2 separate regions of the Homo sapiens genome follow, and region 2 is linked to region 1. A link is a loop called in an ENCODE intact Hi-C map of the cell type or tissue named here. Cell type or tissue: endothelial cell of umbilical vein. All regions are shown on one strand.

The links. Hi-C counts contacts between places; a loop is a spot of excess contacts. Peaks named below come from ENCODE experiments on the same cell type or tissue, not always from the same donor. Only the 100,000 strongest peaks of a DNase experiment are listed, where the experiment ranks them.
Region 2: it touches region 1 in a loop (5-fold over the local background); 13 of 110 quality-filtered maps call a loop at or near these places.

Annotation. Positions count from the first base shown.
Region 1 is chr15:45,195,923-45,203,922 of GRCh38, reverse strand. It overlaps TRH-GTG1-7 (tRNA-His (anticodon GTG) 1-7), which reads left to right and starts at 5,246; the gene lies at 5,246-5,317. It overlaps TRH-GTG1-8 (tRNA-His (anticodon GTG) 1-8), which reads left to right and starts at 3,439; the gene lies at 3,439-3,510. TRH-GTG1-9 (tRNA-His (anticodon GTG) 1-9) reads right to left here and starts at 2,772; the gene lies at 2,701-2,772. It also overlaps a transcript of SHF not described here. RefSeq lists silencers at 2,568-2,617, 2,638-2,697, 3,338-3,617, 5,268-5,387 and enhancers at 2,571-3,080, 2,948-3,237, 4,118-4,277, 4,838-5,187. In endothelial cell of umbilical vein, a CTCF peak has its summit at 4,913 (motif pointing left); DNase peaks (open chromatin) are centred at 2,822, 3,402, 4,312 and 5,192; H3K4me3 peaks cover 2,772 bases; H3K27ac peaks cover 2,101 bases; H3K27me3 peaks cover 681 bases.
Region 2 is chr15:45,115,178-45,123,177 of GRCh38, reverse strand. It overlaps DUOXA2 (dual oxidase maturation factor 2), which reads right to left. Exons shown (of 6, transcript NM_207581.4): 2 at 7,322-7,379; 3 at 6,920-7,054; 4 at 6,449-6,662; 5 at 5,873-6,087; 6 at 4,757-5,462. The coding sequence ends at 5,269. DUOXA1 (dual oxidase maturation factor 1) reads left to right here. Exons shown (of 9, transcript NM_001276266.2): 4 at 135-310; 5 at 936-993; 6 at 1,957-2,091; 7 at 2,373-2,586; 8 at 2,858-3,075; 9 at 3,813-5,812. The coding sequence starts at 164. The coding sequence ends at 4,072. Among named protein-coding and RNA genes, the nearest start is that of DUOXA2, 4.9 kb to the right of the region's middle. RefSeq lists an enhancer at 5,010-5,209. In endothelial cell of umbilical vein, a CTCF peak has its summit at 4,898 (motif pointing right); DNase peaks (open chromatin) are centred at 907 and 4,927; H3K27me3 peaks cover 2,770 bases.

The DNA.
Region 1 (8,000 bases):
TAACAAATCCAACCAAGATGGGAACAACTGGAGCTGGAATGTGTGAACAGGGTGCTCTTAAGTATAAGCACCCTACCTCTTTCCTGGCACTGAGACCTAGAGAAGAGTTCCAACCTCAAGCTGGAAGTGATAGGAGGAAATATTACATTCCCAGAATCAGAAATCATAAAACAATTTTAAAAGCAAGGGACCAACAGGAAGGGGGTGCTGACTGATTGCTCAGAGAGGGTGTCCCAGGGCAGCGGGGTCTTGATGAGGTCATTCCAGGCCAGGGTCTCCAGGAGCAGGGCTTTGCCAGCCCTGACATTCCATTTTGTCAGTGTACCTAGAGATAAGTAGGCACAAGGGAAATGAATTATGCTAACCAGACTCTTATGAGTCTAAACCAAAACACCCACAGTTAGGAGAACAGTGCCAATAAGCTTGTTCAAAGCATGCTTTTTCCTGTAGGGAAGTCTAATGGGCAAATCATTATCAAAGTCTGTTTTGTAAGGAAAATTGACTGAGTGACCTCAGAAGAGGATGTTATGAAATGTTGAGAGCTGGATGCGCCCATCTCATGGACTACCGTGTAGCTGCCAAAAAGGCAGCCCTCCCCTCGTGTCACTCTTCCTGCAACTAGGTCACAATACAACACTTTCAGTTCAGCTTTCTTTAGCATTCCTGACCTCAGACATGGATGGCTAGTGGGTTATCTCAGATGGTGAATGTTTGTGATTTTTGTTTTATTGGTTGACGCTTTTTTTTTTTTTTGAGACAGGGTCTTGTTCTGTTGCCCAGGCTGGAGTTCAGTGGCATGATCACGGCTCACTGCAATCTCCCCCTCCCAGGCTCAAGCAATTCTCCCACTTCAGCCTCCTGAATAGCTGGGACTACAGGTACACACCGCCACACCTGGCTAATTTTTGTATTTTTTATAGAGAGAGCTTCTCACCATGTTGTCTAGGCTGGTCTCAAACCCCGGAGCTCAAGCAATCCTCCCACCTCAGCCTCCCAAAATGCTGGGATTACAGGCATGAACCACCATGCCCAGCCTCTTGGTTGACACTTTTTCCTTGTAGTACTCTTAGAGAGTGGCTACTCCTAACTTTCTCCTCAGGGTGTGGGAGCAGCTCATTGCCTACTGAAGCACCTGCAGCAGGGCAGTGGGGGCTGGTCTTCAGGGGAAAAGCCAGAGCCTTTCCTGGCATCCCACCCTGACACCTTATTCCAGCCCACAGATTGAAATCCGTCACAGCAGTTATTTGGTGAGGGGTTGGAGGAATATAAGTCACCACATTCCTGTTGGCCAGTTCTTTTTTTGTTGTTGGCGATGTTGATTTTCTAGACATATAACGTTTGAATCAGTCATCCAAAGCTTGGCAAGTTCTCAGGCTCACCTTTCCCCATTCTATTTTGCGCAGAACACTCTCGAGGTGTGAGCTGTCCTGTTGTGTGGTTTAAACTCGCCAAATGTAGAGAACTGGGAGACTGGAGACCTGGGGAGATTACAGCCCCCACGCAGTGCCTTGCTTTTTTTTTTTTTTTTTTTTTTTTTTTTTTGAGACAGGGTCTTGCTCTGTCGCCCAGGCTGGAATGCAGTGGTGTGATCTCAGCTCACTGCAACCTCTGCCTCTCGGGTTCAAGCAATCCTTCCACCTTAGCCTCCCAGGTAGCCGGGACTACAGGCACACGCCACCATGCCCTAATTTTTGTATTTTGGGTACAGACAGGGTTTCGCCATGTTGCCCAGGCTGGTCTGGAGCTCCTGAGCTCAAGAGATCCGCCCACCTCGGCCTCCCAGAGTGCTGGGATTACAGGCATGAAGCCAGTGCCTAGCTTTTAAGTGCTGTTCATTCTTTACTGATTGATTGTGGGTAGAGGGGGCGCAACCCCATTGCAATGTCTGTCTCTCCCAGGAATGATCTCGGGCTTGCCTTGCCACCCTCAGGACACCTGAGAGGAGCTGGAGAGGCTCATTCCTCAGTGCCCTCTCATTCCCTCCTTGAGAGTGACATAGCCACCACCAGCTGCCTGAAAGTCAAATCCAAAACTCACTTCCATTTTGCCTAATGCCAAATGACAGACTTGAATTTGTTGAGTTTGGGTTTTTTAGGTCCACATAAAACAAGCAAACAAAATGTGCTTAAACTTGAGGTAGATTAGGGGAAAACCCTCCAGGAGAAAACCCCCTCTCACCTAGGAGACTGTGGAGATGAAGGCCACAAACCTCTCATTAGCACCCCTCATAGTGGCTACTGGAACCAGCACCTCTAGTGCAGTCATATATTTCACTTGTCACGGGATCTGAAGCAAAACGGTTCAGCGTATGGTCTAATCTGCATTCTTCTAACCCTTAATTAATGTTTGCACATTGTTCCTATCACCCCTTTGTCCCAAAGTATTGATGTTTTAGCTAGTGTGAAGGTTTTTAGAGGATCCAATATATGATTCGGTCATTCACAAGGGTAAAATAAAGAGTACCACACAGAAACTACACAAAAATAAAATAATCACATATTGGGGAAGGTGGGGGTGACTGATTCACTAGCAGATGAGAAAGGAAAGCCCCAGAGTGTGCACCGAACTTTTTGTGCACACTTCATTGTCCGTTATAATTTCAGCCCTGGCCAGGTAACAGCTTTTAGAGTTAGCTTCCCAGAAGAATGTGTGGCTTTCTAAGTCTAAAAAGAGGCCCTTGCCGTACCATTGTTTCCACAATGCCGTGACTCGGATTCGAACCGAGGTTGCTGCGGCCACAACGCAGAGTACTAACCACTATACGATCACGGCGAGCTACCGGGACGCCACGACGAGCAGCTGACCCAGTGTTGCCCTTCTCGTCTAGATGGCGGCCATTCCAGCTTTCCTAAGCGTCCATTATCTACCAGGTTCCTCCCGCACCCACGTTCACCCGCAAGAGCAGCCGGGAGCGCTGTGGACTCCCTAGCCCGAAGTCTCCTCTTGGCTGTACGCACGGACCGCAAAAGAAGGGACATGAAAGTGCTTTGCAACCAAAGGATTCCTATGAGGCCGGGCCTGCAATGATGTGAAGCCCCTGAGGACGCCCGAATGGTGGCCCAAAGTCTCTCTGACGCTCACCATGCCCTGACTATCATGCTATCTGAACGACTTTGGCTGGGACTGGAGCTCTTAAATTTTACAAGAAGGAAAATCAGTTCTGACCCACCACCATACAACTTCCTTGAGGCGCGAGGTAAGGGGAACCCCAAGAGCAGCCTCCACGGTGGAGAAATCGGCCACCGTGTCTGGTGCGCAGGCAAGTGTGGACCAAAATCGAGAAAGCAGAGATTAATGCTCTTGCGTGCCCTCAGATGGCTGCGAGGGTGGAGATAGGCTAGAACAAACAATGACAAATCAATGACATTGCAAGGGGGCGGGGCTTTCAACAGAGAAGAGTTCAGGCGACAAGCCGAGGTCCTGTGTCCCTAGTAGCTCGCCGTGATCGTATAGTGGTTAGTACTCTGCGTTGTGGCCGCAGCAACCTCGGTTCGAATCCGAGTCACGGCATTGTGAGGACAATGGCACGGCAAGGGGAGTTTGTTTTATTGTACCAATCCGTTTTTAATCCTGAGTTCACAACATTGTGGAAAATGGACCCCGATTCCCTTGTGACATTTGAGAGCGACGTTTACGCTGGCTCTGGCTAAATTGGACTTTGGAAAGATATAGGCTTCCGGGTCCTCTGAGCCTGGGCGCGTTCTTGAAGACAAAGCACAGACCACTCGCCAGTTTAAAAAGTGTTGTAGTAGACATACGTACAAATTTCCACAGAAGCACTGGGAGCGGATTCCTAATGATAGGAAAAGAAGGCTTAGCAAAGGAAGTGAGGATCAAGGTAGCTCTTAAAGGCACAGTGAGAATTTGTCAGGCAGCCAGGATGATTTCGTGTACAGAGGCTTGAAGGGAGTCTTGAAAAGGAAAAATCTTTTTTTTTTTTTTTTTTTTTTTTTTTTTTTTTTTTTTTTTGAGATGGAGCCTCGCTCTGTCACCCAGGCTGGAGTGCAGTGGCGCGATCTTGGCTCACTGCAACCTCCGCCTCCTGGGTTCAAGCGATTCTCCTGCCTCAGCTTCCCGAGTAGCTGGGACTACAGGCACCCGCCACCAGGCCCATCTAGTTTTTTTGTATTTTTAGTAGAGACGAGGTTTCACCGAAAAGGAAAGATCTTAATTCCTCTTTATAAGTCTTCTGTCTTCTTTGTAAGTCCCCACCCCAACAACGCCCAAAGGCTCTGGCCTGACAGGTAGTAGGCGCTTCTCGAGGACGTGTTGAGTTGAATGAGTGAAATTGAGGCATGGGGAACGACACTGAAGGAGGGCCAAGAGATGAGCTGGAAAAGGCAGACGAAGTTCCTGCCGTCTAGGGGTGAGGGTGAGGAGGGTAGAAGTGAAAATATTCAAATCGTGTTTAGCAAGATCCCTCCCGCGGCTCTGCATAGGGAGGATTGATGGGAGAGGGTGACATTGGAGAGACAGGTGTTCTCTCTGGAATTCACTTGTTAAATGCCAATGGCACCTTCTGAGTTTTAGCAAATAGCCACTGCCTGCTGTGTACTCGGCCCGGTTCTAGGCGCCGTGGGGGCGAGAGCACTGATGGACAATAATTAAAATCGGACTTAGTCCCTGCTGCGGCCCCGTGACACAGCCTAGGTGGGCACCTGGCACGGCGGAAGCATTGCGGAAGGAGGAGTCAGGAGGAGTCAGGGCTGTCAGGGGAGTATGAGAGGCTGGAAGGAAGTGGGTGTTGGGAACATGGGGAGATGCGTTTGCTGAATTTTTTTCTACGTGGAACCTGGTTCTAGGGTGTCCACAATCTCCACAGAGGCGGCATTGGGTCACCGCTGGAGGATGCAGCAGGAGGGAGGACCCGTGAGGAGCGCCCCCTGTAGGACCGGAACCCTGGAGGGTTCGCGGCAAGGGTCTCCGGGGCATAGGAAACGGGCATCCCCCAAGGGTAGTCTGAGTTCCGCCCAGCCCCATTCCTGGATGCTCACGCCGTCTCCCCTAAACTCCCACTGCGCTCACCGGGAGCCCATCTCATCATCACCACAGCCCGTGGCTAATGGGCCAAAACAGAAGAAGAAAAGCAACTGGCGGAGTACAACGCGCCTGCGCATTATCAGACTCAGGGACAGGCTGGAACCTCGCCCCGTAAGTAGGCCATTTAATGACGCGCAAACTGGGAAGGCCTATGACTGTTGAAGAGGATAATCAGAAGCCAACCCCTACGGGTCCCCGGTAGCTCGCCGTGATCGTATAGTGGTTAGTACTCTGCGTTGTGGCCGCAGCAACCTCGGTTCGAATCCGAGTCACGGCATTGTGGGAACAATGGCACGGCAAGGGGCTCGGTATTTTTTTCCCCTTTTTTGTAACATTTTATATAAATCGTAATTCACTTTCTTGAAACGAACCAACGTTTCTCTCCTTTGAAAACTGAGGCACTCCGAGGACCGCCACCTACAGTAACTCTCATGTAATGCTCTGATACAGCTTCAACCCAGCCGTTATAATCCCTTTCTTACCAAATATAGTTGTCTGAATAATTCCACACCAGCAAAACAGCTCCCCTATGACCCTGTGATTTTTTTCTCTTTTCATGTACATTTTTTTATTGAGTCATTTATTTTTATTTTTACTTATTTATTTATTTTTGAGACAGTCTCCCCTGTCGCCCAGGCTGGAGTGCAATGGCGCGATCTTGGTTCACTGCAGCCTCCGCCTCCCGGGTTCAAGCGATTATCCTGCCTCAGCCAACTGAGTAGCTGGTACTACAGGCGTGCACCACCATGCTCGGATAATTTTTTTTTGTTTGTTTTTTTAATTTTAAAAAAAATTGTTTTTGAGACGGAGGCTCTGGGTCATTTATTTTTAAATAGGGAATACATGCACAAAAGTCTAGTAAAAAGTACAGCTCTTTTTCATTTTTCACCCTATCCACCAATTATTTTCAGTTTCCACTATATCTTTCCACAACAGTCCTTGTATGAATATATATTTATATATGCATATACGTATGTGAATCTATTCCTCCTTGCTTTTTGCATAAAACGCAAACATGCCCTCGCTTGCCCGCTCTCTTTTTTTTTTTTTTTTTTCCTGAGGTGATGGAATGTGAACAGAACATGAAGTAATAGGTATGTATTGGTAGGCAATCTCCCTTTACTGGGAAGAGGTCACATACCCTGAAGGATGTGAATCTCTACCTATTTCTGGTCCTGTTCCTCTTTTACCCAGGCCCTGACTCCAGGCTGGGGAGATGGGGAAACAGTTTGTGTTGGTAAGATAGGGGAAAGGGACTGTTTACTATACCCATATAAACCTTTGGGTGGGAGCCTGGGCTCTGTTAGGAAGCAGCCCTATTTTGATTTCAGGTGGGAAGGGCAGGGAAGCATCTTGAATTTGGAGTCAGATAGAAGGACTTGACTTGGCAGGCCATTTGGAGACCCTCCACTCCCGTGTCCCCCTTCTCTTATTATCAGGCTCCAACTTTAAGTCACAAACCACTACAGTTAGGAAACTCAAAATTCAAGCTCATTGAAGGCAGGACGAGATCTTAACATATGTTTGTGTTCCAAGCACACAGTCTCTCCATAAATATTTGAACAGAGGTTTCTTATGGAGTCCATAAATGAGTGACATGGCCAGGTTTGCTTTTTTTTTTTTTTTTTTTTTTAGAGACAAGGTCTTGCTCTGTCACCCAGGCTGGTGTGCAGTGGAGCAATTTTGGCTTACTGCAGCCTGGAACTGGCCTCAAGCAATTCTTCTACCTTGACCTCCCAAAGTGCTAGGACTATAGGTTAGAGCTGCTGCATCTCAAATTGTGTCCTTTCAAAACAGAATCATGTTTTTTAATATCAAATAGGAATAGTCTGTATTTTCACTAAAAAGAAAAGTGTGTGCTCCTATTTTTCTAGTAATTTGTAGCCCTTTTAGGTCTTTCTTTCTTTCTTTTTTTCCCTTTTACTATCCTTAATAGGGACATGACCTGGAGAAATAGTGCACTTTCCTTTTTTTTTTTTTTTGAGACGGAGTCTTGCTCTGTCACCCAGGCTGGAGTGCAGAGTGGTGCAATCTTGGCTCACTGCAAGCTCCGCCTCCCAGGTTCACGCCATTCTCCTGCCTCAGCCTCCCGAGTAGCTGGGGCTACAGGCGCCCGCCACCAAGCCCGGCTAATTTTTTTTGTATTTTTAGTAGAGACAGGGTTTCACCGTGTTAGCCAGGATGGTCTCGATCTCCTGACCTCGTGTTCTGCCCGCCTCGGCCTCCCAAAGTGCCGGGATTACAGGTGTGAGCCACCACGCCCGGCCTTTCCTCTTAACTCTATAGTAAGGAGGGAAGAAAAACAGAAAGTTGGTAAAAGCAACTGACTTGGGGCTTCGATGAAATGCTAGGAAGGACCTAGGATGGTCTTTGGAGATATAGCCTCATCTGAAACCAGTCAGGCTACTTATCTTCCACCAGTTGTACCAGATGTTCTGATGGGAATATAAGCCTAATGCACCAGATCTTCTGATATTTCAGAGGAAGTCAGCCAGGCACAGTGGCTCATGCCTGTAATCCCAGCACTTCGGGAGGCCGAGGCAGGTGGATCACCTGAGGTCAGGAGTTCGAGACCAGCCTGGCCAACATGGGGAAACCCCGTCTCTACTAAAAATACAAAACTTAGCCAGGTGTGGTGGCATGCCCCTGTAGTCCCTGTAGGGAGATTGAGGCAGGAGAATTGCTTGAACCCGGGGGGCGGAGGTTGCAGTGAGCTGAGATCAGGCCACTGCACTCCAGCCTAGGTGACAGAGCCAGACTCCATCTCAAAAAAAAAAAAAAAAAACAGGAAGTCAGCAATCTGGAGTTTTGTGTGAGATGTTATAAATTTTTAAATATCGGCAACTAATTCAATTATTTTTTTAAACACTGAGTTGACCAAAACTATATAGGCAAAACAAAACTTGGCCCAAATGGAGCTCTGTCTTAACATCCAAGATCCCAACAAACAAAGTGCATAT
Region 2 (8,000 bases), 81 kb after region 1:
GTCTGATGATGCACAAAATGTGAGCTCCAGAGAAGAGGAACCTAGTCTGGCTCATTCTGTGCTGTATCTCCAGCACTAAAAACAGTGCCAGGTACATTGAGGGCATGCAATAAATGTCTATTGTTGTTGTACAGCATTGCCCCCCCTGCACCACCTCACCAAGATGGCTACTTTGGGACACACATTCCCCTTCTATGCTGGCCCCAAGCCAACCTTCCCGATGGACACCACTTTGGCCAGCATCATCATGATCTTTCTGACTGCACTGGCCACGTTCATCGTCATCCTGCCTGGCATTCGGGGAAAGACGGTGAGAAACCCAGTCCTGGAGACCCCAGCCCAGAGAGACCTCAGCCTCAGGCTGAGGGGTTCAGAGTCTCTGACTACAACCAGGCTAAGGAAGGAGACCCCAGTGCGGAGAAAAGATAGCCACGACCCCAGGCAGAAAGCTCCCCATTCATTGATTCAGCAGTTCACTATTGAGCGCTGGTGGGGCATGGTGGCTCATGCCTGCAATCCCAGAACTTTGGGAGGCTGAAGTGGGAGGATTGCTTGAGCCCAGGAGTTCGAGGCCAGCCTGGGTTTATAGTATAGACCTCATCTCTTAAAAAAAAAAAATAGCTGGGCATCATGGTGTGCATCTGTAGTTGCAGCTACTTGGGAGGCTGAGGTGGGAGGATCACTTGAGTGGCTGCAGTGATATAAGATCGCATCACTGCCCTCCAGCCTGGGCAAGAGAGTGAGATCCTGTCTCTAATAAATAAATAAATGCATACATAAATACATAAGCACTTATTATGTGCCAGACACTCTGATTTCAATTGACCAAGTGATCTCAGCTTTAGAATTCCCGCCCCTCCCCCAAGTCTGGAAACAGGAAGGGTAGATGTGGAAGGAAGGCACTCTTTACTTAACCCACCTACCTTGTGACTCAGAGGCTGTTCTGGCTGCTTCGGGTGGTGACCAGCTTATTCATCGGGGCTGCAATCCTGGGTGAGTGCGAAGTGCAGCTGACTTGGGCTGCTGCCTCCATCCCTTCAACTCCCTCAGCAGCCTGCATCTCCTCTCCTTGTTTCCCCACAGCGGTGGGCCCTTGCTTCAGGGTGGCTTCCAGACCCTGCCCATATGCTTCTCTCACCATGGCCTTATCTCCCCACTCTTACCCTTGCCTGGAGAGGTGTCACCCTGGAAAACAAGCTGGATGCATCTCCTCAACCTTCCTAACACTTTTATTCGGGGGAAAGGAGGTCAAAATGAATGTCTGTGGGGAGAGGGCCCCAGAAAGGAAGGGAGGAAATGGGAAACAGCTGTTTGCTTTAGTTTGGTGATGAGGCAAATAGGAGAGATGAAAGTCTCCGTGAGGCCGGGCACAGTGGCTCATGCCTGGAATCCCAGCACTTTGGGAGGCTGAGGTGGGTAGATCACCTGAGATCAGGAGTTCGAGATCAGCCTGACCAACATGGGGGAAACCCCATCTCTACTAAAAATACAAAAAATTAGCTGGGCATGATGGCAGACACCTGTAATCCCAGCTACTCGGGAGGCCGAGGCAGGAGAATTGCTTGAACCCGGGAGGCGGAGGTTGCAGTGAACCAAGATGGTGCCACTGCACTCCAGCCTGGGAGACAGAGCAAGACTCCGTCTCAAAGAAAGTTTTTGTTGAAGCTATCTGCGTTTGCCTTGCCTGGCATGGTTTTGGTTCATGTTTCCTTCCCAGCTCCCTGAGTGACTCTCCCTAAAGCAGGGAGAAAGGGAGGGAAGAGGTAAACAGAATATGGCCAAGGGAAATCCCACACATGTGGTTGGCAGACTTACCATGAGCCAGACCCTGGCTAGTTAACGGGTATCCAGTTATGACCAAAACAGACATGGACCCCTTGTATTTCTCCTTCTGACTCTAACCTAGTAATGCCCAGTCATCTCTGAGTTCCCATATGTCCAACTCCCCAACCACAGCTGTGAATTTCAGTTCTGAGTGGTCTGTGGGCCAGGTCAGCACCAACACATCATACAAGGCCTTCAGTTCTGAGTGGATCAGCGCTGATATTGGGCTGCAGGTCGGGCTGGGTGGAGTCAACATCACACTCACAGGTGAGGGAGGGCTCTTACCTGTGGTGGGGGGGAAGGCTCTGCCATCTTTGGGATCTATGTTTGGTGTGGTCAAAGAGCTATAGGATGCCTGGCACAGGGGCTGGGAGGATGTGTGAGGTGGGAGGTCAGAGGCATGGTAGGAAGGGAAATTCAGGGCCTTGGAAGCTACCTTCTCTCAGTTGAGACCACTTCCTGTCCCTCTGCCCAGTGTGGGTGAGTCCCTACCTAGGCCCCACTCTGGCCCTTGGGTTCCTGCTGAGCAGAGCTGCCTTGTGCCCTAGGGACCCCCGTGCAGCAGCTGAATGAGACCATCAATTACAACGAGGAGTTCACCTGGCGCCTGGGTGAGAACTATGCTGAGGAGTATGCAAAGGCTCTGGAGAAGGGGCTGCCAGACCCTGTGTTGTACCTAGCTGAGAAGTTCACTCCAAGAAGCCCATGTGGCCTATACCGCCAGTACCGCCTGGCGGGACACTACACCTCAGCCATGCTATGGTGAGGATGGGAAGGAGACGGGGTGGAGGCCCTGGTAGCCTAGATTCAGGAACAGGGTTTCTACCCATCTCTCCTCCACTCATGTGGGTATCTCAGGTGGGGTGGCCTGGCACCAGTCCCCATGGTGCTGGCTTGGGAAGTCCATGGGAAGGAATCCCTACCTCATATCTTTGGGTCACTCTTGGGTCCCTGAACCTCCGCCTGGGCCCATCCAAATTCACCAGCAGGTAGAAGTACCTGGGCCAGTCCTCACTGGGTCCTGGCTCTCCAGGGTGGCATTCCTCTGCTGGCTGCTGGCCAATGTGATGCTCTCCATGCCTGTGCTGGTATATGGTGGCTACATGCTATTGGCCACGGGCATCTTCCAGCTGTTGGCTCTGCTCTTCTTCTCCATGGCCACATCACTCACCTCACCCTGTCCCCTGCACCTGGGCGCTTCTGTGCTGCATACTCACCATGGGCCTGCCTTCTGGATCACATTGACCACAGGTAAGACCCAGCCCTAAAGACAAGCACTAGAAGTCTCAAGGCCAGGGAGGGAGGGCCTGGGGGCATCATGTCGGTAGAGTTGAGGGTCTGTTCCTGGAGGCCAGGATGGCTTTGCCCTCTTTAAAGTCCCACCCTCTTGTATCTCTTATCTCCTGATTTTCTCTCCCCAGTGCCACTTCCCCCCCCTCCTCAGAGATGCCCACTCCCTTGTATCTTCTCTGTCTCTGTCATCCCCTAACTCTCTTCACCCAGCTGCTTCTAAAATCTTCCAACCCCCTGTCCCCTCTTGCTTCCTCCAAATACCCTTCTCTGGGTCCCCATTCTTAAACCCTTCCCTGTCCTGCCTTACACATCCCTAAATTGTCCTGCAGTCTTATTCTCCTCTCCTGTCCCGCTGTCTACTCCCTCATGTGCCTCCTCATGCCTCCTCTGTGCCCTGCCCTTCCCCAGGGTTTTTTTCTTTTCTCTCCCTATTTTCAGAGTTCTCCCTCTCCCCCTTTCTCTCTCTCTCTCTCCCGGGATATAACAGAAGGAGCACTGGGCTTGGAGTCTGGAAACTTAGGACAACAGAGCCACACCAGCCACATGCCCCTCAGCCAGTCACCTCTCTGAGCCCAAGTTGCCCTGAAGCAGGGGCTCTAGGCTTCCCTTAGAGTTGTTCTGACACTCCCAGGGGAAGATATCCTCGGCAGGTGTTACTAGCACTAAGGTGGGACAATTGTTGCCCTCATCTCCAGGACTGCTGTGTGTGCTGCTGGGCCTGGCTATGGCGGTGGCCCACAGGATGCAGCCTCACAGGCTGAAGGCTTTCTTCAACCAGAGTGTGGATGAAGACCCCATGCTGGAGTGGAGTCCTGAGGAAGGTGGACTCCTGAGCCCCCGCTACCGGTCCATGGCTGACAGTCCCAAGTCCCAGGACATTCCCCTGTCAGAGGCTTCCTCCACCAAGGCATACTGTAAGGAGGCACACCCCAAAGATCCTGATTGTGCTTTATAACATTCCTCCCCGTGGAGGCCACCTGGACTTCCAGTCTGGCTCCAAACCTCATTGGCGCCCCATAAAACCAGCAGAACTGCCCTCAGGGTGGCTGTTACCAGACACCCAGCACCAATCTACAGACGGAGTAGAAAAAGGAGGCTCTATATACTGATGTTAAAAAACAAAACAAAACAAAAAGCCCTAAGGGACTGAAGAGATGCTGGGCCTGTCCATAAAGCCTGTTGCCATGATAAGGCCAAGCAGGGGCTAGCTTATCTGCACAGCAACCCAGCCTTTCCGTGCTGCCTTGCCTCTTCAAGATGCTATTCACTGAAACCTAACTTCACCCCCATAACACCAGCAGGGTGGGGGTTACATATGATTCTCCTATGGTTTCCTCTCATCCCTCGGCACCTCTTGTTTTCCTTTTTCCTGGGTTCCTTTTGTTCTTCCTTTACTTCTCCAGCTTGTGTGGCCTTTTGGTACAATGAAAGACAGCACTGGAAAGGAGGGGAAACCAAACTTCTCATCCTAGGTCTAACATTAACCAACTATGCCACATTCTCTTTGAGCTTCAGTTCCCAAATTTGCTACATAAGATTGCAAGACTTGCCAAGAATCTTGGGATTTATCTTTCTATGCCTTGCTGACACCTACCTTGGCCCTCAAACACCACCTCACAAGAAGCCAGGTGGGAAGTTAGGGAATCAACTCCAAAACGCTATTCCTTCCCACCCCACTCAGCTGGGCTAGCTGAGTGGCATCCAGGACGGGGGAGTGGGTGACCTGCCTCATCACTGCCACCTAACGTCCCCCTGGGGTGGTTCAGAAAGATGCTAGCTCTGGTAGGGTCCCTCCGGCCTCACTAGAGGGCGCCCCTATTACTCTGGAGTCGACGCAGAGAATCAGGTTTCACAGCACTGCGGAGAGTGTACTAGGCTGTCTCCAGCCCAGCGAAGCTCATGAGGACGTGCGACCCCGGCGCGGAGAAGCCATGAAAATTAATGGGAAAAACAGTTTTTAAAAAACAAAAGAAAAAAAGGTTTATTTACAGATCGCCCCAGGAGACTTTCCCTGGTGCCTGCGGATGTCCGAGGCCTCGCGCCAGCAGCGCTCAGTGCCCTTCCTGGAGCTCTCCTGGCCCAGGCCTGGCGGGCACTGCTTCCCGGCCTGCGATGTCCCAAGGCGGGGAAGGAGTCCAGATTGGGTCCCCCTCACAGGTTAGTGGTGATACATTTTAAGTCTGGGAGAGCGGCCTGCTTGTGCAGTGGGTCGCCGAGGATAAGAGGTGAGCCCCCTCTCTCCTGGCTGCAGTCCTTGGCGCTTTGGTCCAGAAGGGTGCGAAGAGCGCTGGGCCGAACATACTGGAGACTCACCACGGCCCCTCCGAGGAAGAGGCACAGGACGCCTGTGGCGGTGGGGATCGAAAGAAAGGAGGGCATGTGGAGTCAGGGCTATGTTGCCCAGGCTGGTCTCGAACTCTGGCCTCAAACGACCTTCCTGCCTCGACCTCCCAAAGTGCTGGGATTACAGGCGTGATGCCCGGGCCTTCTTCCATCTTTTGGAGCCTACCCCTTGTGTTACCTCCCGCCACACACCTCTAATCTGAATTACATGAAACACGGCAAGACACCAAACCCTTCTGAGCCCCCCACTTTTCATCTGTAAAATGGTCATAACAGTGCCTGTTTCTGCGAACTATTGAGAGGGGCAAATAGGGTAATAGATGTGAATTCATTCTGTAAACTGGAAAGTGCACACCCGGTGTGAATCCTGTCTCCACCCTTAGCCCCCGGGGCCCATTCTCTCGGTCCTCACCGGTTGCCAGCGTGACCCAGAAGGCGGCGCCGTACTGAGTGGTGAGCGCGGAGGAGCCTAGGCGGAGCGGGCAGAGCGGCACGCTAGAGATGGAGGCCAAGGCGAAGACCCCGAAGAGCGCGAAGGCTCCGGTGGTCAGCAGTGCCAGGCCTCCGTAGAGCGGGGCCGGCGTGGAGAGCAGCACGTTGGAGAGGAGCCAGAAGCAGAACGCCACCCTGCCGGGGAGTGGGGGGACCCGCTGTGAGCGGGCTTCTCCCAGCCCACCGGGGTTCCCACAGCTGCGCTCTTCTTTATCCCTACCCCAGCGTCAAAGCCAGGGACTGGGATGGCAGCGGTGCAGGGGAATTCCCCGGGGGAGAAGCGGGCTCCTGAGGTCCAGGCGGTGGCTGGAGTCTCTCCGGATTCCGTCTGTGCAGATCTCGTGGATCTTCTAACCCGCGAGGCTGTCATGCCCACCCCGAGCGCGTCGGGTCTGGCTGCAGCTGCTCAGCGCCTCCGAGGCCTGCATCCTCCCGCTCATACGGCCCAGCTCCTGGCACACACACACGTGCACACAGCCTTCCCTCCAGCACTTACCATAGCGTGGCCGAGGCGTAGTGTCCCGCCAGGTGGTACTGGTGGTACAGGCCGCAAGGGCTACTCGGTGTGAACTTCTCCGCCAGGTAGAGCACTGGGTCCGGCAGCCCCTTCTCCAGTGCGTTCGCGTACTCCGCGGCGTAATTCTCTTTCAGACGCCAGGTGAACTGCTCGTTGTAGTCAATGGTCTCGTTCAGCTGATGCACTGGGGTCCCTGTGGGGTGAGGCGGGCTCATGGGGCTGCCCGCGGTCGGAGACCTCGCAACTAAGCGGATTCAGACAGGAAAGTGGGGGTGTGGCGCTCTCGGCGGGAGAAATGGGTTCGGTGGTGGTTGGAGAAAACGCAAATCCACGAGGACCACAAGCTATTTGAGCTTGTGGGATGTGAGAGGCCCTCCAGCTATCCCTGACACACTCACCTAACCGGGGATCTCCCAGCTCCAGGAGTTCATTTAGCCCCAGCCCCCTCACCTGTGAGTGTAATATTAATGCCCTCCAGGCCCACGAGCAGACGGACACGGGCTGTAACGCGCGCTGCGCTGAAGGCTTTGTAGGATGTGTTGGTGTTCACTGTACCCACGAACCATTCTGCACTGAAGTGCACAGCTGTAGGGAAAGGCACACGGTGGGGGTGGGATGAGGGTGGGAAAATGGAATTAGAGAGTGGTATGGGAGGTGGGACACTGCAGAGAGATGGGGACTTAGAGGTCCAATGTGGTTGCATGGTAAGGGCCAAAAAGTGGGCCCTAGAAGGAGCTGGAGAGTGGGAAGAGGGAGCAGAAAACCAACCCCAGTTCCCTATTGTCCCAGGTGCCCTCTGCCCACCTCCTTCCTCACCCCGTCCTCTCCCCATGGGCTGCACCACACACTCACCCACAATTTCTGCGCCTATGAACAGACTGAGAAGAACTCTCACCAACCAAAACCAGCGCTGCAGGAATAGGCACCCGGGTCAGGCCTGAGCCCTGCCAAACCAGAGTCCCCAAGACCACCCTTGACCCCACTTCACCTGGATCTTTAGTTATATCCAGACTTTTGAGACTAATGTTAGGCACGCTTTTCCTGCAAGTCCCTCTGGGCTACTGGCATTTCTGATATTTTGTGACCACGCACTTTCACCTCCCTAGCCCCATTTCCCATCTACCCTAACAGCACCTCCCCTCCACCCCCACTTCCTGGCACTCTTCCACCACCTTCACTCCCCTAGCTGTCTGGCGCCTGGTCCTGGTTCTGCCTCCTGGTCCAGTCACTGCTTGGTGAGGCTCAGTGAGTCCAGAAGTGCTAGGCACGCAGGGGTCACCTCCCTCAGAAGAGGGAGGCCCCAGCCTGATCTCCGAGGGGAGGAGGTGGGAATGCAGATACTCCTAGGTGCACCAGTTCCAGGGAAAGCAACACAGATTAAGATGCAGAAAAGCTGGGTCCTCCCAGAACTGAAAAATGCACAACCTAGGTTCTGGGAGAGGGGGAAAGTCTAAGACAATGCACCCAGTTGGCTCCAACTTCTAATCCAATGTGGGAGTCTCAGTCCTGAGGATGAGGCACCCATACACAT